2 separate regions of the Homo sapiens genome follow, and region 2 is linked to region 1. The links are chromatin loops, found by intact Hi-C in ENCODE. Cell type or tissue: sigmoid colon. All regions are shown on one strand. Links, peaks and the distances in the headings refer to the core of each region. The heading gives the core; the rest is flanking DNA.

Region 1 (11,872 bases), core at 2,267-10,266:
AAATTCTCCCACAGATTTTCAGCCCTGCAATCATAGAACTTTAGAATTAAAAAGGATTTTAGTGATTATCTATTCCAACCCTCTTGTTTCAGGGGTTAGGAACTAAAGCCCAGAGCATGTGATTGGCCCAAGGCCACTACCTTTCCTGGTTAACTTTCTTAATGTCTCTTCCCCCATACTTCTGCCAAAAGAATAATGTATATACAGAATGCACCAGTATTACGTATTGAACTTAAAAACACATTAAACTTGGTCGTAGAAATCTAGAACCAGCTGCAAATGTTTACTTCCAGAAGTTCAACCATTTTGCAATAAACATGCAGTTGCTTCTCAACTCAAGGCAGTATATTCCATTATTAAACACGTACTCCATACCAAGCATTATCTTATACACATTATCTTATTCAATTCCCACAATAATTCTGTTGAAGTTGATTTTTTAATTCCCACCTACAATGTGGAAAGTGAGGTATGAAGAGGTTAAATCATTTGCCCAAAATCCCATACCCAGTGCTGGGATTCCAACCAGATCTACCTGAGCCAAAGCCCTCACCATAACCATATCACTAAAATTGTTCTCGTATGTGCCATTCTGTTGATAGAGGTACTTTTTGAGGATGTTTCAGGCGTGGCAGGGTAGAAATATCCCTAAAAAGCTTTATATTATTGTGAAGTTGGTGGTAAAGGGCCAACCTGGCAATACTAATGAGGCTGTTCTTCAAAGACATAGGATTCAAGTGAAAGTTTCTCTTTAATAAGACCATTCCCTACACCCTGGGTGAAGAGGAAAGAGAAATAAAGATTTGCAGAATTTTGGGGCAAGAAGAAAGATTAGAAAGCCTCCCCAAACACCTCAATAAACCCATGAGAAAACCACAGCTTAGAGAAATTAAGAGCCTTGCCACCATTTCTAGGTTAAAACAAAATGAGTGAATGAATTGGCCGGCAAAGAGAAGATAAGGCAATTCACATTTATTGAACACTTACTGTGTACCAGGCCCTGTCCCTGGGTGCTGTTTGAATTTCCTTTCCTTTCATCTGTCCCCTTCACTGACCATAAGGTTCATGAGGGCAGGGCAGGGATCATGTACATTCTCTTTAGTGAAGTATCCTTGGTGCCCATCACATGGCCATGGTAGATGCTCAATAAATATTTCTGACTGTTGGAATACATTAATGAATGAATCACTCACCAACTCTAGGGGGTCTTACCATCTCTTACATCTCTTTCTCTCTGTCTATCCATATAGATAGATATAGATACATATAGATATATAGACAGATATATCTATATCTGTTTTATGAGATAGATATATATAGATATCTAGATATCTAGATCTATATATAGATATATATCTATAGATAGAGATTATATACCTAAATAGGTAGATAGATAGATGGATACATAGATACATAGATCTCTAGATAAATCTATTTACATCTCTTTCTGTACATAGATCTGTCTGTCTATAGCGAGAGGAGGAGATAGATTTCTAGAAAGAGAGAGAGAGAGTGAGCCAGTCTTGCTCTGTTGCCCAGGGTGGAGTGTAGTGGCATGATCATAGATCACTGCAACCTCAAATTCCTGAACTCAAGCGATCCCCCCACCTCAGCATCCCAAGTGACTGGGACTACCTGAGCTTGCCACCACACTTGGCTAATTTTTTTAAATTATTTTTTGTAGGGACAAGGTCTCGCTATGTTGCCCAGGCTGGTCTTGAACTCCTGGGCTCACGCGATCCTCCCACCTTGGCTTTCCAAAGTGCTGGGGTTGCAGGCATGAGCCAGCATGCCTGGCCGCATCTCCATTTTATAAATAAGAAAACCAAGGTGCAGTGACCCAAAACAACTTACCCAGGTTCATAGAGTTTACCTAAGTCAGTTGATTGCAAGGTGCATAGCCCCTTGTATACATCAGCACAGAAAAGCTACATCACCAAGCTGATAAGCAGATCTGAATATCAGCTAACACTGGCTCTCTCCTGCCTCTTAGCAAGAGCTGGAGAACAAAGACCCAAATGAGGTCTGTTAGTCCTAAGATGTTGTTATTATTCACAATACATACTGGGATCTACTTATAGTATGCTGTGAGACATCATAAGTAATTAAAAGAGAACTGCACATCTTAAAATAAATGAGCTCTATACACTTGAACATGAATGCAGCCTTGGCCTTCCACTGTTTTGTTTCCAGCTCTCTATGATGTGCACCTTAGTAGTCATTAGTCAGGAGCAACTGCAAGATTTTCCTATATCATGAAACATCCAAACATTTTTCCTAGAGAATCTATGTTATTTCTTGGGGCTCGCTGATATTGTACATTCTGATATTCATAAAGACACTGTCACCAACTGTTAGTGGTGTCAGCCCAGCATTCCTTCTCATCCACTTTGATCATGTTACCTTCCTTCCTTTGGAAAATTATACCCTAACATACACACTGTTTATGGTTCTGATGGGGCCGTCAGGCATATTACACTAAACCCTGGCCAGAACTTTGGGTATGTGACCCAAGCTCATCTATCCGAATCAACTATCTCCCTGATCACTGTAATTGGTCCAGAGTAGGACAAATGCCTCAAGTTAGGCCTCTCTGAGACTTTATATATGGCTACCTCTTGACCTCCAAATCCCATCCTCCTGCCCTGTCATTTCTACCACCACCGCCATGGCCAAGTAGAGGAAGGCTGTACGAAGTTAAAAAAAAGTATCGTCAGTGCATGGCGAAGCTAGGGAGAAGAGAGCGGAGATGAGAGATGAGGAGAGGAGAGACTCTAGGCTTGCAGGGGACAGCAGGAGACAGAAGATACAGGTTACATGATTTTAGTCCCTGGAATACCTGAAGCCAGCTCTTCTAGTAAGCCAGTGTTTCCTATGTTGGGTAAACACATTTGCAGTGGTTTCTGTCATTTGCAGCTAACAGACATCTAACAAATTTTCTAATAGCAAATAGGAATTTTACCACAGGTTTCAAGGGAGAGAGGAACATGATGGCTAACTTTGTACTGTGAATTCATTGCCTGAGGCTGGCAGGGCCTGAACATCCCACCCAGTAGCAGATGTGTTGAGGTAGACTGTGCTTCAAGCTAAGACTTACCCTTTGTGTGCAAATCCCAATCCCATCTATATTCCAGTCACCACCTCCTCCTTGCAGCCTTTCCTACCTTGCTTTTCTCTGGTTGTTCCAATCTGCCCAATGAGTATGCACTCTTTCCCAGCGCGCGCACACACACACACACACACACACACACACACTTGTTGCTATCACTTTCCTCTCTACTTTCCTGAAGGCGGCAACTACCAGGTACAGAAGGTAATCATTAAATCCTCATTGGCTGCTCTTGACCCAGCTGAATTTGTGGTGTGAAGAGGATCTAAGGACAGTGTCGTGCCCCAGGCTTCTGAGAAAGAACCTGTGCAGGAGAGGGACATAGACATGGGCTCTGGAGCCTGATGATCACATCTGGCTCTGACATCGAGCCATGGGATCTCAGGCAAGTAAGTTACTTACCCCCCCACAAACCTAAGTTTTGATTTCTGTAAAATAGGAACGGTAACCATCGTTTTGCAGGGTTGTGGTGAGGAGTAAAGGTAGTACATGCCAATCACACCAGGTAGGGGGTGTTCCAAAAATGATAGTTCTTGCACTACTGCCTTAACTAAAGACGGCCAGATGATTGATGGGAATCTTGTGGGCACTGGAGACATAAGTTGTCTGGTGCAGCCTTAGATGAGGAAGACTGAATTACGAGGTAGAAGCCATTATTAGCCTCATGTCTGTGCTGCATCTTCATTTTGCCCCTCTTCTTGTTTACTGTTATTCTCTAAGTGCTTGTTTTTGTTTTTGTTTTATGAGACAGAGTCTCACTCTGTTACTCAGGCTGGAGTGCAGCGGCATGAACATGGCTCACTGCAGCCTTGAACCCCCAGATTCAAGCAATCCTCCCACTTCAGCCTCCTGAGTAGCTGGGACCAGGTACACGCACCACCACGACTGGCTAATTTTTGTACGTTTTGTAGAGATGGGGTCTCGTCATGTTGCCCAGGCTAGTCTTGAACCCTGGGCTCAAGCAGTCCTCCTGCCTTGGCCTCCCAAGGTGCTGGGATTATAGGTGTGAGCCACCATGCCTGGCTTCTGAGTGCTTTAAGGGTATTCCGAGCTATCCAAGGTCCTCCAGCTCCAAAGAGCATGCCATCTGTGCCTTCGTAGGCTTCTCTTCTCACTGTTATTCCAACCAACCTTTCTCCTTGCTCAGCCAGCCTAACTAATGAATGAGGCTTCTGTGGTTGCGGTTGCTAAGGAATCCACCCTCCCAAATGTAGTTGCATCTTAGTGAGGACCTTTTACAGTCAAAATACCTGAATCCAGGTGTTTTCAACATTTTCACCATCTATTACACCTTTTATTATTCTCTCTCTTGTTGATGCTATATTTTGAAATGGATGTCTTCTCCCAAGGGTAGGATTTGTTTAATAAAATTAACTTTCCCACTTCATTAATTATAGGAATGGTTGCCATTAGGGCTTAACCCAAGAGCATGATACAGTCAATGTTACCACACAGAGTAAGTTAATTTCTGGCCAAAAGGAAAAAAAATTTGAAGTACTAATTAGCCTGTTTGTGATTCTGGCTGGGTTTGTTGTAATACAACAAATAATTCAAGTCCCATCACAACCTTTCTGAGGGGCACCCCTACCTGAACTCCCCCAAAAGCTGTCGCTTCAGGTAGAGGCCCTGGAGAGGACTGGTCCGTGAGTCCCTTACCTGGTAGGTGGTCCCTGTTTGACTGTTACCATTTCCAGCCCCTCTGCTTTCTCCTCACCAGAGCTGGCTTTTACCTGAGTTTATCTGGGCCTCAGAGTACAACGTAAACCGTGCAGAACGATGTTTCTAACTGTTCTACATACCTACACATTACCACACATTCATAATTGGACTTGATTTGGCCATGAAATTCCTTAATTCTGACTACATGTTTTCTCCCACCCATGAGGTTTATAGGGGGAAGAACAACTCATTTAAATAGGCATCTCTTCCTCTGTTCTTTTTCCACCCTCTGCCCCCAAACCACCACTACCCTAGAAACCTCCCGCTGCCCCCCCAGGGCCTAGAGAAGGCCCTTTAAGGGGATAAGAAATGGTGCATTTTGTAGAAAGCAACCTCCAAGCTGAATTAGGTGAAAGAAGCCATTGTTCTTAACGCACATGGTCACCAGCCACAGGCCTGTAAAATAGGCTTAGATTCCTTCAGAAAAGGAGTCTCTTTGAGCAGCCTAGCCCCTTCTAACTAGGTGTACTATCTTCACCTCTTCTTGACCCTCATGAAGTTGGTTTTCTGTCTACACATTTTTCTGCTTAGGCGGGAAAATATGGCTGGGGTGGGGAATCTCCGTTTCAGGGATGTAGTGCCAGAATTCTGAGCTGTCCAACATTTACCTTGCCCTACTCTCAGCATCCCTGTCTTCTTTGGGAAATCTCACTGTCTAGGTGGGAAGTAGGCTCCATGTTGTCTCTCTCCCACTACGGAGCCACCATGGAACAAACCCTTGAAAGAGACCCTGCCTCGAGAGCAGCCTGGCCAACGTGGTGAAACCTCGGCTCTACTAAAATACAAACAAAATTAGCCGGGCATGGTGGCACACCTGTAATCCCAGCTACTCAGGAGGCTGAAGCAGGAGAATCGCTTGAGCCCAGGAGGCAGTTGCAGTGAGCCGAGATTGCGCCACTGCACTCCAGCTTGAGCAACAAAGGGAGACTCCATCTCAAAAGAAAAAAAAAAAAAAAAAAAGAAGCCCTGCCGAGCTGGTGCTCCTCCCAGACTCTTCAGCCAACCAAGCAAGGAGCTGTGGAGGTTGGAGAACAACAGCAGCAAGGCCTGTTTGTATTGCCTGGCCCTCCAGAGTACCCCTGGATCCTGCCTATTGTCCATGCTGGGTTCTCAACCCTCCCATCAATTCTATGATTCCCTGACTTCCTTCCAGTGAATTTCCTTTTTGCATAAGATGGTCTCAGTTGTTCCCACCCTGTCTAGTGGTTAGGGGAAAAAAAAGAAAAGATGGTCTCAGTTTCTGATGACTACAGTCATGAACCCTAAATGATTGTGGTATTATCCTCAAGGCGAATGAATCTTCTGGACAAGTAGATATAATAATATCTATTATTAGTGCCTCTGTTGCCAACATTTTTGGCTCTGTATTCTGCTGTTTATTGCTCACTTAACTAAAAAGCTTCACATTCTAATACAATGAATTAGAATAAGATGGCTAGAGAAAGATCAGGACAATATCAGAGTAGGGAACAAACAATTCTAAAAGGGTCAAAGGGTCTAGTTGTGCAACCTATTTCTCAACATAGCACCTAAACATCATAATTATAGCATTTGGGGACAGCTAAAATGATTAATTTTCCAGAAAATATCTGTTGTTTAATTACAGGATCATATGGGTCTTTTGGCAACGAACAGATCCCAAAACAGACTTTAAGCACCATCTTGAGAAACTTGTGATTTGCTTAGTGTGCTTTTAATTTAAAGCATATGGTTTCACATTCAACTGCAGTGTCCAAAATGAAGACATTAGCAATGAATCACTCTATTGGAGAAAACGCAGTGCTCCTGGACCAGGTCTTTTGGTCTGTGTATTCAAATGGTTCTGTTTAGAGGCATAAACACAAAGCAGCTCTGCCTGCTTCAGCCGGCTGTTCCTGGGATTCATGAGACATCAAAGGGCCTCACGAACGAATTCCCCTGCAATGCACAGTGCTTGGCACCATGGCCTGCCTCCATCTGAATAAACAGAGTGCAGTTTGGTCACTGGAAACTACGATTAGAATGATTAGAAGGCCGAAAAGATCATTTATTTTGTGTGCAACTTTTCCTTTTTGAATCTCTCAGCCTTCCAGCTTAGTCTGACACTTCATGGCCCTTGGGGAATCCAGCTATCCTGTGTGGAAATTCAGAACTGCAGCCTTTATACTAAGAACCATGCTATGGCTACAGGCCACAGACCCGAGTCCATTGAGACCACATGTGGTCTACCTGCTGGTGAGGGATGGCAGTAAGGACACAGAGTGTAGTTGTAAGGATGTGGGCTCTGGACTTACATGGCCCAAATTTGTATGAACAAGCCATTTCCTAGTTATGTGAACTTGGGTTAAGGGGTCCTGGGCTTCAGTTTCAGAATCTATAAAATGGTAATAACAGTACAAATCTTTCAGAGTTGTTACGGGAATTAAATGAAATTACCCATGTCCAGAGCTAAGCTAAGAATCTAGTACCTCGTAAGCTATAAAACTATAGTTAACCATTATTGTAATTCTAATTACAATTATTATTAGAAATAGGTCCTTCCTCTTTGCCTCAAGTCCTTTCATGCCTCTGTTTAAATTCAATGCACATTTAATGAAGTGCCTACTGCAGGTCAGGCCCAGTGTGTTAGATACATACTTCTCAGAGTGCTGTATGGCTTGAAAAATAGCTTTTGTGTTTCTCTGTTCATTTTCTTCAGTGTTTCCACCCATCCTGTCTTCATTTCACCCTACAAGACATTCTCCCTCACTCCTCATTGTGTTCCTAGTCATTCTCTATCTCTGTACCACCCAGTAGTAAGGACTACATCAAGCTAAAGCATAGAATACTGTTCGTACTGGTAGCACCCATTTGACAATACTCCAGGCAGTTACATCAAAGGAGAGGCATTTCAGAAGGTGTATACAATCTGTTTTATTTTCCAAAGAGAGCTCTGGGTAGAAAATCTATTACTCCCCAAGATTTGTAGTAGCTCTTTACATATTAGGCACAGTAATCTGTTGTCAAATATAGCTGTTACAAGTATTTTCTTTCTATTTATCATTTGTTTGTTTTTACCGTTAAAAGGGTTTTTTTGCCGTAATCCCAGCAATTTGGGAGGCCAAGGCAGGCGGATCATTTGAGGTCAGGAGTTAGTGACTAGCCTGGCCAACATGGTGAAACCCCATCTCTACTAAAAATACAAAAACTTAGCCAGGCATGGTGGCGGGCGCCTGTAATCCCAGCTACTTGGGAGGCTGAGGCAGGAGAATTGCTTGAACCTGGGAGGTGGAGGTTGTAGTGAGCCGAGATTGTGCCACTGCACTCTAGCCTGGGTGACAGAGTGAAACTCCGTCTCAGAAAAACAACAAAAAAAGTTCTTTTTGATGTGTTCAGCTCAATATTTTAGAGTGCTTGCCCTTAGTCTCAGGCTTAGAAAAATCTTTCCCACCTTGTGATTAAATATTCACCCATATTTGCTTTTATCATTTTTTAAATTTTTTAATATTTAGATTTAATACAAATATCCTTAAAATGTTTATCTTTATCTAGGATTTATCTAGAAAAAATTATTAAATTCATAAGTCAGCCATAATTGTTGATTATTTTCCCTTCCTGGAGATCTTGCCTTGCTTCTTATGGCAGTGATGGCTCTGGGAAGGCACTAATGAAGGAATGCAAAAATGGTCCACTGGATGTAAACAATAGAGAACTCTGAAGATAAGCCCTTCCTTGTTGTTGTTGTTTTTTTTTAACTCTGCAATTATTAGTTTATTAGTATCTTCTAGGACTCAGATGTTCAGTATTCCTCCTGAAATTACATAAACAAATCCAAATGGAAATAATCCAAGTCAAAATTACATAACAAAACAACACTCCATCACAAAAGCACGTAAAATTATAAGAACGCTATTTTAGAATACTGGCACTTCAAGAAAACAATAATCTCGAAAACCACAAAATTGCCAAATTGTTCCCTAAACTGCTAGGCAGATAAACGTGACTAATGAATGAGTTTGGGTTTTGTAAAGAAAAATCATTCAAATAAATTGAATAATTCATACTGAAATGCAAAGTTTAAGTGTCTTCCTTCCTCTGATCTACTTGGATTTATAAAGGGGCAAACCATAATATGGGAAAATATACCCTATTTTAAAAGCTGGCCCAATTAATTAAAAATACTTTTAATGGAAAGTCTCATTTCCTGAGCAGTCCATATTTAGATAAATGGGAAAAGACATCTATAGCCAGCATTTTCATAGTCTTCACTGAGACTAATGTCCACAAAAAATTTAATTTGGCAGTCTTATATTCTAAGCTCATGCTTTTGGTGATACATTCTCAGGTCTTCTTTAATGTGGGAACTGCAAAATATCACTGCCATTACATGGTAATGGGAGTTAAAGAATAGAGTCCTCATGTAAAGGATAAAGCATACTTTTCTATTAGTCCTTTAAGGACAGACTTTGAAAATGTTTGCTTCTAATAATCCCATGCTGTGAGTAGATTGATTACTTATCAGTTTGTAAATATAAGTGGGCTATGCGAAATTTCTTAACTGATCAAGATTTTGGATTTTCAGTTACAGATGAAAACTGTCTCAACTTAACTTTACCCCCATTATGATATGCAGGGTGCATAGACAAAAGCTTTTTATTAGCTAACTATATGAAAGGATAAACACTGTAATAATTCATGTGATTCAAAATGGGCAAAAGCTTCCCCTCAAGAAGAAAAATTTCAGACCTATGAAAACGACAACAATACTAATAAAAAAATTGTATTTACTTCGAAGCATTCAGAATGTCAACAAAACAGCTGCCACTTTTTATTTTGTAATTACAGAGTGGTATTCAGTTAACAGAACAACAATTATTTCATATAAGCTGCATCAGAGACAACTAAAGATGAAAAACTACCATCCCCATATATAACTAATTTGTGCTGTGCACCAACAAGAACCTGCTTTAAATTTCCATGCCAGTTTATAACCCCCATACTGTACCAGGCAAGGTTAGTGGCTATTGAAAATACCACCAGGACAGGGCTATCTAAAGACACATTTGGTAGTGTGTTAACTGTACAAAAAAAGACACTGTACAGTGTAAAAACAAATCTTACACAGCCTTACATTTTAATTTTTTTATTTAAAAGGAGTGAGTTGTGTACAGGGGGGTTAAATGCTTTATAGACAAGGAAAAAAACTAGGCTAGAACCAACTTATTCATCATCATCTTCTTCATCTTCCTCCTCATAATCCTCTTCATCTTCTGTCCTCCTCTTCCTTCTTTTTCTTGCTTTTTTCAGCCTTGACAACTCCCTTTTTTGCTGCATCAGGCTTTCCTTTAGCTCGATATGTAGCTGTATCCTTTTTGTATTTTTCCTTCAGCTTTGCAGCCTTCTTTTCACAAAGCTGCTTGTCATCTGCAAAAGTGTTATTCCACATCTCTACCAGTTTCTTTGCAACATCGCTAATAGGCAGGCCAGGATGCTCTCCTTTGATTTTTGGGCAATACTCAGAGCAGAACAGCAAAAAGGCCGAAGGAGGCCTCTTGGGTGCATTGGAATCCTCGAACTTCTTTTTTGTCTCCCCTTTAGGAGGGATATAGGTTTTCATTTCTCTTTCATAACGGTCTTTGTCCACCTTTGCCATATCTTCAAATTTTCCTTTATCTTTAGCAGACATGGCCTTCCACCTCTCTGAGCACTTCTTAGAAAACTCTGAGAAGTTGACTGAGGCATCTGGGTGCTTCTTCTTACACTCCTCCCGACAAGTTTGCACAAAAAATGCATATGATGACATTTTGCCTCTCGGCTTCTTAGGGTCTCCTTTGCCCATGTTGAGTTATTTTTCCTCAGCGAGGCACACAGTCACCCAGTGCCCGTCCGGCTCTCACTTGCCCCGGCACTGTCTCTGTGGAGCTCAATGTACTGCAGTGGCTGTGAGAGTGGGAGCCGGGCATAGCCTCCTCACCCTCTCCACTCTGTAACATTAACCTTCCTTGTTTTTATATAGTTTAATGATTTGTAGCAATATACTTTAATAGCTTAGCCTTTTAATTTGGGTTTTCTGCTGCACTTATAACAAAGTTTTGAATGCAGAGTGAATCACTGTTAATAGGATTTGTCTTCTCAAGTGTGCTAGGGCAGGAAAAAAAGTTAAATTCACTCTTAGGTCCTTTTTACTTTTTGCTTCTGCTGTTCCCATTCCAGCCAAGGCTTTCCTCACCTCAGTTGGACTATTATAATGTCCTTTTTGATTCTCTTCTTTCCCTCTCTCCTCTAAATTATTCTGCATGCCACTGCCAATTACTATATGTCATCCTCCTGATCAGAAGCTCCAGCGTCTCCCCAGAGCCCATGGGATAAAAGACAAAATCTTTAAGAATGACTTCTGCCAGGCGCAGTGACTCACACCTGTAGTCCCAGCACTTTGGGAGGCCAAGGCAGGTAGATCACCTGAGGTCGGGAGTTTGAGACCAGCCTGATCAACATGGAGAAACCCTGTCTCTACTAAAAATATAAGATTAGCCAGGCATGGTGGTGCATGTGCGTGTAGTCCCAGCTACTCAGGAGGCTGAGGCAGGAGAATCACTTGAACCTGGGAGGCAGAGGTTGCAGTAAGCCAAGATCGCACCATTGCACTCCAGCCTGGGCAACAAGAGCGAAACTCTGTCTCACAAAAAAGAAAAACAAAAAACAAAAAAAAACTTCTAAACCTTCATAAACTTTATTTTCCTAAAATCTCCACTTCCCTGCCCCTGAAATCAGTGGTGATACTAGGGGAAGGCCTGTGGGCACTTTAAGCACCCTCAGAATACGTTACTTAGGTCCATGAAATCCACGCCCCCCCAACCCCATAGAAGTCTTAGTATTGTTTGAAGTGGAAAATATTAATTGTCCATATAAGTGTGAAGGAAAGCATCTTTAGGAAACATTGCTATTTTGAAAAAAATCTAGTGGCATATTATCTAAGAAAATACAAAATACTATGCATTTGCTATATAAGCCATTTGATAGCCCATAAAATATTTATTTTATTCTAAAAGATTGTTTTTCTAAACGTCTTAAAACTTTCGTATTTTT
Region 2 (11,872 bases), core at 1,750-9,749, 91 kb before region 1:
AGTTCCTGTGCAATAGACAAATGATTATGAAAGCACCAGATCTTGAACAAAGTGGATGATTTCCCTTATGCTCTCATAACCCAGAATCCTCATGTGGCTCAGTCTATTTTGGACTTCATGAGCTCACCCAGCAACTTCGAGAGTTGTGATGCTGAGACGGGAGGAACAAAGACATTATGCTCCTCGTGGGTGGCTTAATGCCCCAGTTTTGTATCTAAAGGGCTTACCACCTTTGCCCCAGAGAGTCCCTTCCTCTTTTCTCTCTTTTTCTTCACCTTTCTTCCCTGCCTTTTCCCTTCCCACTGCACATCTTTCCTCTCCCTCAGCATACCTCTCGGCACAGAATTCACTCACAGCAAATGACAGTGTTGTGCTACTTATCATTTCCCTTAACTCCGCTCTTTCTCTTCTTCAACTTTCCTGTTTATATTTTTCTCCCAAATAACAGATTTTGAAAGGGTCAGGCTATTCCAGTTCCTTTCTACCATCCCTGCCAAACCCTTCCACCTGTATCATATCCCCGAGTCTTGAAGACAGGGCTTTCTCCAGGGATTAGAATGACAGGAAACCATCTCACCTGGAGTAGGGGTCCCATGTGATTCATCAGTGGAACCCAGAGTGTTCTGGAAATCACTGCCTGAACAAAAGCAACCCCTCAGAAGCATCTTTAAAGCCAAGCTGTGAGAACAGAGAGGCCTCTCTTCTCGCCATAGATCACATACCTCTGCTTATTTTGTTCAGTGAGAAAGCAGGAGGGAGGATGAGACGGGCAATAGGCTGGAGGGGAAAACAGCTTATATCAATTCTCTGGCACGTTCTTAAATTAATGTCATTCCTAGCACATGGTTTTATATTTTTAGCCTGGAGAGGATATGATGCTCGGAGGAAATTTAAGAAAATAAGCAACAGAAGGAATGAGTCTGCTGCTCATAATCAAGCAGGTAATTAAAACATCATTTTCACAGTGTCCACTTGAAAATATTCTGTGACTAACTTCTGTGAATGTAGAAAAGCTGAAAGGTTAATAATTCAGGAGCACTGGAATGAGTCAAGAGTTCTGGGAGACAGGAGTCCTAGTGTTCTGACCCTCCTTGTGTGATAACTATGATGCTAACGGTGAGCATGAGCATTTGCTGTTTGCCACACTTGGCTAAGGATGCTCTGACTGGGTTCTCTTGTATACCTGATATTATAGAGGAGGAAACTGAGGCACTGAGAAGTGAAGGGACTTGTCCACCATCACACAGTTCATCAGTTGCAGAGCCAGCATTTGAACACAGGCCGTTTGGATAGAGTCAGCATCGCATACTGCCACCTGAACAAAACCCTTTCCCTCTCGGAGTCATATGTCCCTCGTCTGTTAAATGAGAGCGCTGGTTAAAAAGGTCCAGAAGGTGCCTTCCCATTTTGGAATTCTCTAATTATATGCAAGACCTGTTTCTTAGCATCACAGAGGAGGAATCACTCAGGGAGTTTCCCAGCAAACTGTTTCCCAAATCCAGGCTTATATGTGGCTATCATGGTCCTCTGGGCCCCATGGCATGAGCACATGGTGGCTTTTATGGCTCGGCTTGCTATTGGCAGCCTGAGAGGTGTAAGCTCTGGTTTCTGACTCATCCGTCCCCTCTCTGGCTCTTCAGTCACTCTGCTCTTCTGCAAATGGCAGTGTCCACTGTGGGTGCGGGTGCCAGGCTGGGCTCCTTCCCTCATTTGAAGCTGCATATTCCTACTCGAGGCTCTGGAAGAAACAGGCCCCTGAGCTCCAGGAGCCACAAGAAATTAGAGACAGAATGAGAGAAATAGCCAGGCTGGTAGACTCAGCAGCAGAGAGAGTGATAGGATTTCACATACAGCTGAGCTTGAAGGAAACTCTTAAATAAAACAGCTGCAACCTCTTGAAAGAAGTCCCTCCTCGGAACCTGGCTCCAAGTAAACTTCTCAGAACTCTTAGACCACTGTAGAAGCCTGATGTCTTCATTCAAAACGAAAATAGTTGGGCGGAAAGAGTGCTATTAAAATGCAAATGTTAACTTTTAACACCATCTCCTAGGAATTCTAAGCTCTACAACTTCAAAGCCCCAGGAAGAGGGATGCAATTCTTGTTACAGCTTAAGAGAGAACTCAAAGTGCATCATTTGTTCCCTACTTGCCTGCCTCCCAACACGCACACAATCTCTCATTAAAACAGGGTACCAAACTGATTTCTGATCTTGCAGTTTGGTACAAAGGCCAACATGTGTTTTAAAATTTAAACTTGCTTGAGCTTATTTATTGTTGATCCACTGAGTTCAGTATACAGGAATCATAAATCCAATTTTCCCTAAGTGAAAGTCATCTTTTGAGTGCTCCCTGTCTTGCACTCTGTTAATGCCAAGTGAATACTGCTGTAAAACAGAAATGGGTCTGCTTCATCATCATGGATCAGGATAGTAATAATTGTATCTTTTCAGTGGAGCACCTATGGGGTAGCTACCATGGAAGGATAATGTTGCTCAGCGAAACTTTAAAAAGCATGTTTCTTTAAGGGTGTCTCCCTTTTTTTTTTTTTTTTTTAGCCTTGCAAGCACCCAGCAGGACTTTAGAAAACACATTAAGGTGCCTTCCTTTTTTTTAGCCTTGCAAGCACCCAGCAGGACTTTAGAAAACACATTAAGGTGCCTTCCTTTTTTTTAGCCTTGCAAGCACCCAGCAGGACTTTAGAAAACACATTTCTTTAAGGGTGCCGTCCTTTTTTTTTTTTAGCCTTGCAAGCACCTCCCCTTTCTTAGCCTTGCAGCCAAAGTGTTCTTGCCTATCAAGTGATGTTGGGAACTTCCATTAACTGAGTCTGCAGGGGCTTAGATGGGCATGAAGGTGGCACCAACACCACCTCTGCCCTCTTAGAAGTAGTGTGGCAGCCAGAGCAAAGGCAGACAGCATCTGCCCTTTAGCCAACACCGTGGACAGGAATTGGTGCGCTGGTTTTGTGTTGGTGGTAAAGATGCATGAATAGGGTAGCAATCTTTGCAATTTTATGGGCAGTTTACTTTTACTTGGGAATATTTTCCTTATCTTTAGATTTGAAGGCATAATTGCGTTTATCTAAGAAGCAAAGCAACTCATTCCGACGTTTCTGTTTGGGGTTGTGATCTTCCCCAAACATAATCTCATTACAAGCCTCTCTTCGTCCCACTAGGACATTTCCTAGTAGAACCAGACCCAGATACAGTGGCTCCCCGCTTTAGGAGCCTGCAGGAAGTGGCTTAGGGATGTTGTCACAGCACAACCATTTCCGGTTGTTTTCTAAGGTTATTCTCTAATTTATTATTTTTTCAACAAATCATTTCATTTGAAATTTAGATTCTGTGGAATGCATTTGTATTTCTAGTTCTGGCCCATAGTATTTTCTTAAGTGGTGTTGCTAAGATATGTTATATATTTTTAAAAGAGCGGCCCTTGAAATTTAGGAAGCATTTGGCCTACATGTTGCTACAGGGCAGCACATATTGAAATTTGTTTTCCTTTCATCTCCTTCCCAATAAAAGCAGCCGTGCGGCTTATCCCTTTAGCTTCCTCAGAACTTCCTTTCAGAATTCCCGATCTATTACGGCACATTCACATACCAGAAACAAGATGCCTTTTCATGCTGTCAACCTTTTTCATCTGAAATGTAAATTAATTCTTGCTGGTATGCCTTGACAGAGATCAAAGTCAGGGTATTAACCTTCCCAGGCTTTCTCCTCATAAGGACTGGGCGGCCACCATTAGGAACTCTGTGTCCTTGTTATCGGGCCCTCCTCCAGGCAGCCCTCGGTCTAGGAGCCACCATTTCAAAGCCTCAGAGTCCTTGGTAAATGTCCTCATCATTACTTTCAACTGGGTGAGAAATAATCTGCCTGGCTAATTATTGCTCGTTTTTAATTGTGGGCCCTTCATTCAGATTCCAGGAGCAGGTTTCAGTGATTCTGACAGCCAGTGGTCTTGGTGTGATCGAGGGAGGGACAGGGCTCCAGATTGGAAACCTCTCCCCCAACTCAGTGGGTCATTTCTTGCCTGTCAGTCTTTGAGGTAGGCCACATTTGCATTTTCAAAATAAACAGATGCCTTTCAAATACATGAGCTGGTGGTCTAGAGATCTCTGCGGGCCCAAACAGTTCACCAGCCAGTAATCAAATGCTGGAAGAGAAAACAAACGGAAAAAAAATACCCTGGGTACACAAGGATACATTTCCTATGTGTATAACACTGCACAGTCAATAAAGGGCCTTTATGAGATGTAGGGGGGAGAGGGGAGAGGGGAGAGGAAGAGAAAGTAAAGGAGCCTGAGCAAAGGTATTGTCTATCAGTTTCTTTTCTGCGGGGCTGAGGGAGGTGGGAAGCAACTCTGCATATCACCTTGGCAAGAAGTGGCATGTTTCATTGTTTTTTGTACTGGTTAATTCTGACAATGGGTTCTTGCCACAGGAAAACACATTCCTTTAAATGCCAAATAATTAAAATACATACTTTGTTAAAATCCGAAAAAAATTGTACATATTAGTGTTCAAATAGATGGTGTATTCTAAGTAAAAACTAACAGTGACCTTGATTCCATTACTAATCTGTTATATTTTTAAATTACCTTATGTTTCAGAAATTGGACCTAACTACATTTATTCAACCAAAAAAAGCTTACATTCCTCAGTGAAAATTATCAAAACAAACTAACTGCAGGGAACTTTATTAAAGACCTACATGTAATATCTCATTCATTAATTTTTCTAAAGCTCTGGCTTTAAAACTGCCCCTCTAATTCAGGATATGTGTTTTAGATGAGAGCAAAGTTGTGGGCCTCCCTCTCTCAAAGGAGAAATGCCCTTTGAATAGGTGACAGTGGAGCCCTAGGGGCTGGAACCTTCTCCCAGGAGGAGTGGTCTTCCAGCACCTCACTGCTTCTCCCCACACACACGCACAGGAGTCGGAAGAGACGCTAGTTTACAGGACATTTTCATCTAATTGCTTCAGTGCTGTGGAAATTGTTATTTTCTCTTTCTCTCTGTTGTTGGATCAGCTTCCTACATACTCCCCTCCTTGGCCCTGCCAAAAACACAGATGTTATCACAAGATAACAATAGCTCTAACAGTGACGGCCATTTCTCTTCTGATGCTCTTTGGGGAGAGTGCTTTTCCCAGCATCAGCAGAGACTCTGACGAGGCTGGCAGGGTGCCTTCCTTGAGCCTGTGAACAGGCATTTTAAGCCACTGCAGCTGGGAACCACTGGGCACATCATGTGATGCATGCAGAGCAGAGTTGCTTTAAATGCTGCTACCAGAAGAGAAAGCAAACATCGTATCCAGACAGCCTGACCCTACTTTGTAACAGAACCAAGTTTTTGGTGTATAAAACTGCCTGAACTTTTAAACTCTTTCAGTGCAAGGTTTTCTCCTAGCCTTTTCAAAAGGCTGTTTAAAAGGCTGTTTCCTTTAGCATCATCAGTGGGTTGGCAATGATTAGGTGGTTGTAATTTCCTAGAACTAAATTTCCCGCTATTTGCCTACGTGTGCAGGACAACTATATTTAAACTGGGATATTTCTTTCATTCACTTACTTAACTACTATTTGTTAAGCACCTACTTTATGCTGGGGCTCCCACGGTAAACAATGAGATTTAATTTGGGGCTTCAAATTATCCAACTCCAATACAGAGCACTCTAAAATATGCTTTCCCTCAAAGGGATGCTGTTTGAATAAATCAAGTACTCTGTATTTTGCCAACGCTCTTTGGAATGGAGCTCTGTAAAATCTAAAACAATACAAAGAGTACAAATTATTATAAAACACAGCCAAGTGTATGCATTGAAATGACCCATGCTTCTTGAAGGTAAAAATGACTGTAGTAGATATTTTTCATCCTGCTAAAGCTGTACATAAGTAGATTGTTGATCCCAAGCCAAACAAGAGGGGGACTGTAAGTAAATGCACCATTGAAAGAAAAGGTCCATTTTGAACAAACAGAAGGAAAACAAGCATGCCCTCTGTCACTCTTTTCTGTGTCTCTATTTGTAGTTCTACCTCTATTTCACTTTTTCTTCACTCATTTCATTTCTATTTCTTAGATCCCTGGTCATTTCACACAAAAGCTAAATTCTTCAAACTCACTGTCTTTATCAGAGGAAGCACAGGTGTGAGAGAAGACAAGATCCAAACTCTTCTTGGCCGTAGGGCAGGAGGCAGCTGCTTCTCTTTTCCTGGTGTTTTCCGTATCCACATATCCACAGAATAGCAATAAAACATCTGGGGGAAATAATTTACCTGGTGCACCTGAGCTTGAGATGCACTGTGAACTGCAAACTAGCCCTCCCCATCCGCCTACCCCCCCATCTTCTAAACCTTTGTTTAACACAAGACAGGATGCCCTTCAGTCCTAGGCGAGGGGTCCTGCTCACTTCACTCTCATGCTATCTTGGTTTCCCTAGCTCTCCCATACTTGAGAAAGTGGGGCTTTCTTTCTTTCTTTTTCTTTTTCTTTTTTTTGAGATGGAGTCTCACTCTGTCACCCAGGCTGGGGTGCAATGGTGCGTTCTTGGCTCACTGCAATCTCCCCTTCCTGAGTTCAAGGGATTCTCCTGCCTCAGCCTCCCAAGTAGCTAGGATTACAGACATGCACCACCACACCCAGCTCTTTTATTAGTAGAGATGGGGTTTCACCACATTGGTCAGGCTGGTCTCAAACTCCTGACCTCAAGTGATCCGCACGCCTCAGCCTCCCAAAGTGCTGGGATTACAGGCGTGAGCTACTGTGCCTGGCCTGGGGCTGATTTCTGACAGCTGCAGGCTTAACATATCTTGTAGGGGGAAATGTCTAGGGGGAAAGCATTGTGGTTTACTTGAGGAAAACATACCTTGTCTGTGACAAGGCTTAGAGCAAGTGGTGTAGTACAGAGACAGGATGGCCTGTGGTTTCGAGGTTTCTGACAAGAAATGAGCTCTGCCAAATCTCTCTTTGGCACAAACGATAGAATTTTTGTCATGGCATAGCTTGGAATGCACAGGAATCTCCTTTGCTATGGAATAAAATTATTGCCCATGCTAGGATTAAATAAGCCAGAGGGCAGAATACTGTTTACCTAATGCACAGAGAGGAAGCTGCAAAGTCATTGTGGGCTGGAGGTCCACTTGTGCCCAATATCATACCGGCATGGCACAAGTATGCTTAAGATGAAACTTTTGTGCAACAGTAGGTACCCCTAGGACTCGATATTATAACTTCAGAGGACGCCAGGGTTAGAGCCTACAATCTGGAATCAGTTTTCTCCATTATGAACCTTGTTTAGCATTCCAGAGTCTAGCTGCAAAGAAGTGGTGCCTGAAAAGGTATCTTTGCCACCTCAACACAGAATGAAACAACATTATTATGATCGATTACACACTTGAGTTGCCTTTACTCTATGTCTTTAAAACAATTTCATGTAGAATCATAAAATATGTTATCACATTTTATAACTTTTATTAGTTGTTTAGACTGTAACTACACAATAGTAAAGAAACGTTTAGGGGAAAGCTAACTGGGCTGTGGCAAGAATGATCATGCTATTTTTCTTCAAAAGACTCTTGGAAATAGAAAGGCAGGCTTTGTTTTACCTCTTAACAGAGGAACCAGGAGCACAGAGAGTTAAATAAGTTGTGTCTCCCTTATGTGTTCTGCAAGTTTAAACACTGGTTTCAGAGCCCTCTTCAGAGCCTTCACTCAGTGCTCTTTTCAGTAGACCATGCCCTGCCATTGGTTTCCATCTTGAATATGACACATTGGAAATAAGGTACCAGTCAAAGCTTTGGAAAGAGTTGAAATACTGTCCTAGGCATGTGGAGTTTAGAGTCAAACAATGAATGTTAAATGATGGCTATGCTGCCATTTGCCATGTAGTTTGGGGAAAAGTACTTAACTTCTGAGCCTTAGTTTCCTCAGCTGTAAAATGGGACTCATTAAGGCCTAATCCTCAGGACTGCTATGAAAATGATAGCAGGTAATATATGCAAAGCATCCTGCACAGTACCTGGCTCATGGTACGTATTCACTAAATGAAATGTTACTTCCCTCTCTGTACTCCCTTCCTAAATGTCAACTTCACTGGGGGGGAAAAAAGTCTGTGAAATACTCTTCTATGGAGGACATAATAATGCTGTAACTTCAGGCCGGGCACAGTGGCTCAAGCATATAATCCCCGCACTTTGGGAGGCCGAGGCGGGTGGATCACTTGAGGTCAGGAGTTTGAGACCAGCCTGGCCAACATGGCAAAATCCTGTCTCTACTAAAAACACAAAAATTAGCTGGACATGGTGGCGCATGCCTGTAATCCCAGGTACTTGGGAGGCTGAGCAGGGAGGATTGCATGAACCCAGGAGGCATAGGTTGCAGTGAGCCAAGATCGCACCACTGCACTCCAATCTGGGTGACACGGTGAGACCCTGTCTCAAAAAAACAAAAACAAAATGCTATAACTTCAAAAAGATGAAACAATTTCTTTCATTTCTGGAGAAAAATAGTACCTGTCAAATCTCAAATTAGATTACAGTAAAATCTTTGTAAAAAGAATTTTCCAAGTCTTAACTTACGTCTTGTTTATTTGACAGGGAAAAAATAGAATACAACAATAACATGTAAGAGATTTCAAGTGGTTTTGTTTTTGTTTTTTGTGAAGAGCTGTGCTCCATTCATGCTGAAACCTTGATTCATTTGTGTATATAAAATTTTCAGGAAGCTCAAAATTGTTAAGACTTAGGTGTGCTCCTGACATCATTTGTCCCCCTCACTAGTTTGAGGCCCTTTTGCAACTTGTTCTGAAAGATAGCAAGTTCCATTGTCACCCTGCTTCTGTAAAGCCAGAAATTCTAAAATCTAGGAGCTAAATATCACCAGATTTGTTGCCTTCTGGTGTGGAAAGCAAGTTGCCTTTCAGATGTCTGAAGAGTTGGAAGATCTTGGTGTACCTATCATGTTTAACCCACAGTGACGGGTGATGGGCAGCCTAACAGCTGAACGACAGCCGTTTGGCCGGGAGTTCAAACCTCAACACGATGAGCCATAGCAGGATCACGGTTTGATTTGCTGTGGCCATGAAGTCTGAATCACCAAATACAGAAGCAGAGGCAAGGGTGACAGCTGGTAGCCATTCTCGTCAATAAAGTTGTGACAGTTGAGATGTACAAGTAACTAGAGCCTGCTAATTTCATAGACTTTGAGCCAAGTGCTTAGTGTCAAAACCAGCTATGGTCAGTGATGCAAATGGTTGTGAAAAGTCCCTCATCAGCAGCAAGACTCTCCCCATCAGACTCTTTCCTCTGATGGATTAGAAGCAAATTGGATCCTGCTTTCTAGGAATAGATCCAGTTTGAAGAAAAGGAGGCCTTATTTTTTAAAATTCTAGTAAATTCTTAAAAGTCTATTAAGTATAATTTACATACAGTAAAATTCAGTTTGAGAACACTAGATCCCCTCCATAATCAAGAAAAAGAACAAGGAGACACAGGTCCTTCCTCCAAGGAGCTTGCATTCTAATACAGAAAGTAAGAATAAAAAGAGATTAAAGATATGAAAGCACCTGAAACTTTTAAGGGGGGTGTGTCAGTTTGACTAGTGATATCCCAAAATTCATGTCCATTCAGAACCTCAGAATGTGACTTTAGTTGGAAACAGGATTTTTGCAGATGTAGTTAATTAAAAATGAGGTCATACTGGATGAAGGTGGGTCCTGAAGCCAATGACTGGTGTCCTTATAAACATGCCATGTGAAGGCACAAAGAAGAACTCCAAAAAGTTCCCTTATGCCCTTCTTGACATCCACCCCCCTCACCCTCAGCCCCTGATAACCACTAATGGGTTTTCTGTCCTATAGTCTTACCTCTTCCAGAGTCTTGTCCTTATAGTCTTGACACTGTAAATGGAGTCATACAGCGTGAAACTTTTGAGTCTGGCTTTTTTCACTTAGCATAATGCTTCTGAGATTCATCTGCGTGTTGCGTTTTTTAGTAGTTCATTTATTTTCATTGCTGAGCAGAATTTCAGTGTATAGATGTACCACAATTTTATTCATTTACCAGCTGAAGGACAATTGGATTGTTTCCAGTTCTTGGTGATTATGAATAAAGCTGCTATAAACATTTAGAGCATTTTCCTTTTGTTTTTTTTTTTTTTTTGAGACGGAGTCTCACTCTGTCGCCTAGGCTGGAGTGCAGTGGTGCGATCTCAGCTCACTGCAAACTCCGCCTCCCAGGTTCATGCCATTCTCCTGCCTCAGACTCCCAAGTAGCTGGGACTACAGGCGCCCGCCACCACGCCCAGCTAATTTTTTTTTTTTTGTATTTTTAGTAGAGACGGGGTTTCACCGTGTTAGCTAGGATGGTCTCGATCTCCTGACCTCGTGATCCGCCTGCCTCGGCTTCCCAAAGTGCTAGGATTACAGGCGTGAGCCACCGCGCCCAGCCTTAGAGCATTTTCCTTTTGAGTAAAATGTATAGTAAAGTAAATAACTTTGCTTCACAGGAAACCAGAACTGTAGGAGCAGGAATGATCCTAGAGGTGGAAGTTGTTTTCTTTTTGATTAGCTGACAGGTATAGTTATTTTATACTTTTGCATAGCAATTTATAGTCTATTCAAAGCACTTTCACACACCTTACTTCCTGTAATTATCATTATAGTAACCCTGAGAAGTAGGCTAGGAATCTTGCTTCATTTTACAGATAGAAGCTAGGAAATCTCATATAATCCAGACTTCCTAATCCTTATTTGCTGTCGTTCCTTCTAAACATTTTCTCAACATCCTGTCTGTGCAGAACAGTCTGCTAGATTCTTTTGGGGTACCCACAAAATATTTTTTCCCATCAAGACGGAGCAGTCTTACATGGAATCAAACTGACCACTCTGGCCCAGGCTTGAAAGGAATACAAAACTGGGCCACTTAACACAGCCACAAGAAGCAGTCTATGAAGCTACCAGAAGCAGGCAGGACATAAATTTTAAGAAAGAAATCCTGAAGCTGGTGGGAGTCAGAAAATAATGGATTGACGGTCCCTAGATGATCAGAAGGAAGGGGAATTCCCCAGACAATGCTGTTTCAGGACAAGCAAGAAACTGATTTCTAGGATAATGGAAAACTTCCCTCCTTGGCTTCCAGGTTGGGGAAAACACTTACCAGGGAAGATTTTCTTTGAACTCAAAGTTTAACTGGGATAATGACTGGAATTAAGTACTGGATAATCAAAGTGGAAAATGCTTTCAGAGGCCTGAAATTACTAGACTTGTTTTGTGTGGTAGAGATAGAGGCCAGGATTTCTTATAGGGCTGTAGAAAAAAAAAATGTGTCAATGAGATTCTATTCCTTAAGAATCCAACTTTCTTGGTGCTGCTTTTGGTGGCATTTGCCTGTCAGACCTCCCACAAGTTGGCCTCTTTATCCTTTATATTCTGATAAGATGGCTGATGACCAGCTGTCAGTCCAAGCCAGAAACCACACTGGCTCCTTGTAAAATCTGCCAGCAGCAGTTAGGAGGGGAAGCCTGGGCTTTTGTGCCTCATCCGTATGAGCCTTCTCTGCCAGATACAGTGGGTGCCCTTTGCCAGGCCCATTATGAGGGCAGGAACGTTTACCCAGCCTAGATCACCAACCAGGAAACCTACCAGGACAGTGTCTCTGCTGAAACAATGCCTGATCTGTCCTTTGGGTGGGTCACTAAATGCCAGGCCAGGCCAGAGCCTCTTTCTGCAGCAGCTAATCTATGGGACCATTAGAGGCCCAAGCACATGAAAGAATGTAACAAAGGTCTGATTTTTTTACTTTCATTTATAAAGGGGGAAAAAAAAGGAGAATAGGGATTATTATTTTGAAATGTTTAAATAAATGACCTGCATCATGTAA

What was found. Peaks named below come from ENCODE experiments on the same cell type or tissue, not always from the same donor. Only the 100,000 strongest peaks of a DNase experiment are listed, where the experiment ranks them.
Region 2: it touches region 1 in a loop (2.2-fold over the local background); 2 of 110 quality-filtered maps call a loop at or near these places.

The regions. Positions count from the first base shown.
Region 1 is chr2:170,591,604-170,603,475 of GRCh38, forward strand. All of the region lies in intron 32 of MYO3B (myosin IIIB), which reads left to right. It also overlaps the pseudogene HMGB1P4. Among named protein-coding and RNA genes, the nearest start is that of LINC01124, 120 kb to the right of the region's middle. In sigmoid colon, for the core only: no CTCF peak of the experiment used is centred there; DNase peaks (open chromatin) are centred at 5,768 and 6,688.
Region 2 is chr2:170,500,925-170,512,796 of GRCh38, forward strand. MYO3B (myosin IIIB) reads left to right here. Exons shown (of 35, transcript NM_138995.5): 28 at 861-941. Among named protein-coding and RNA genes, the nearest start is that of MYO3B-AS1, 160 kb to the left of the region's middle. In sigmoid colon, for the core only: no CTCF peak of the experiment used is centred there; a DNase peak (open chromatin) is centred at 5,197; H3K4me3 peaks cover 731 bases; H3K27ac peaks cover 379 bases.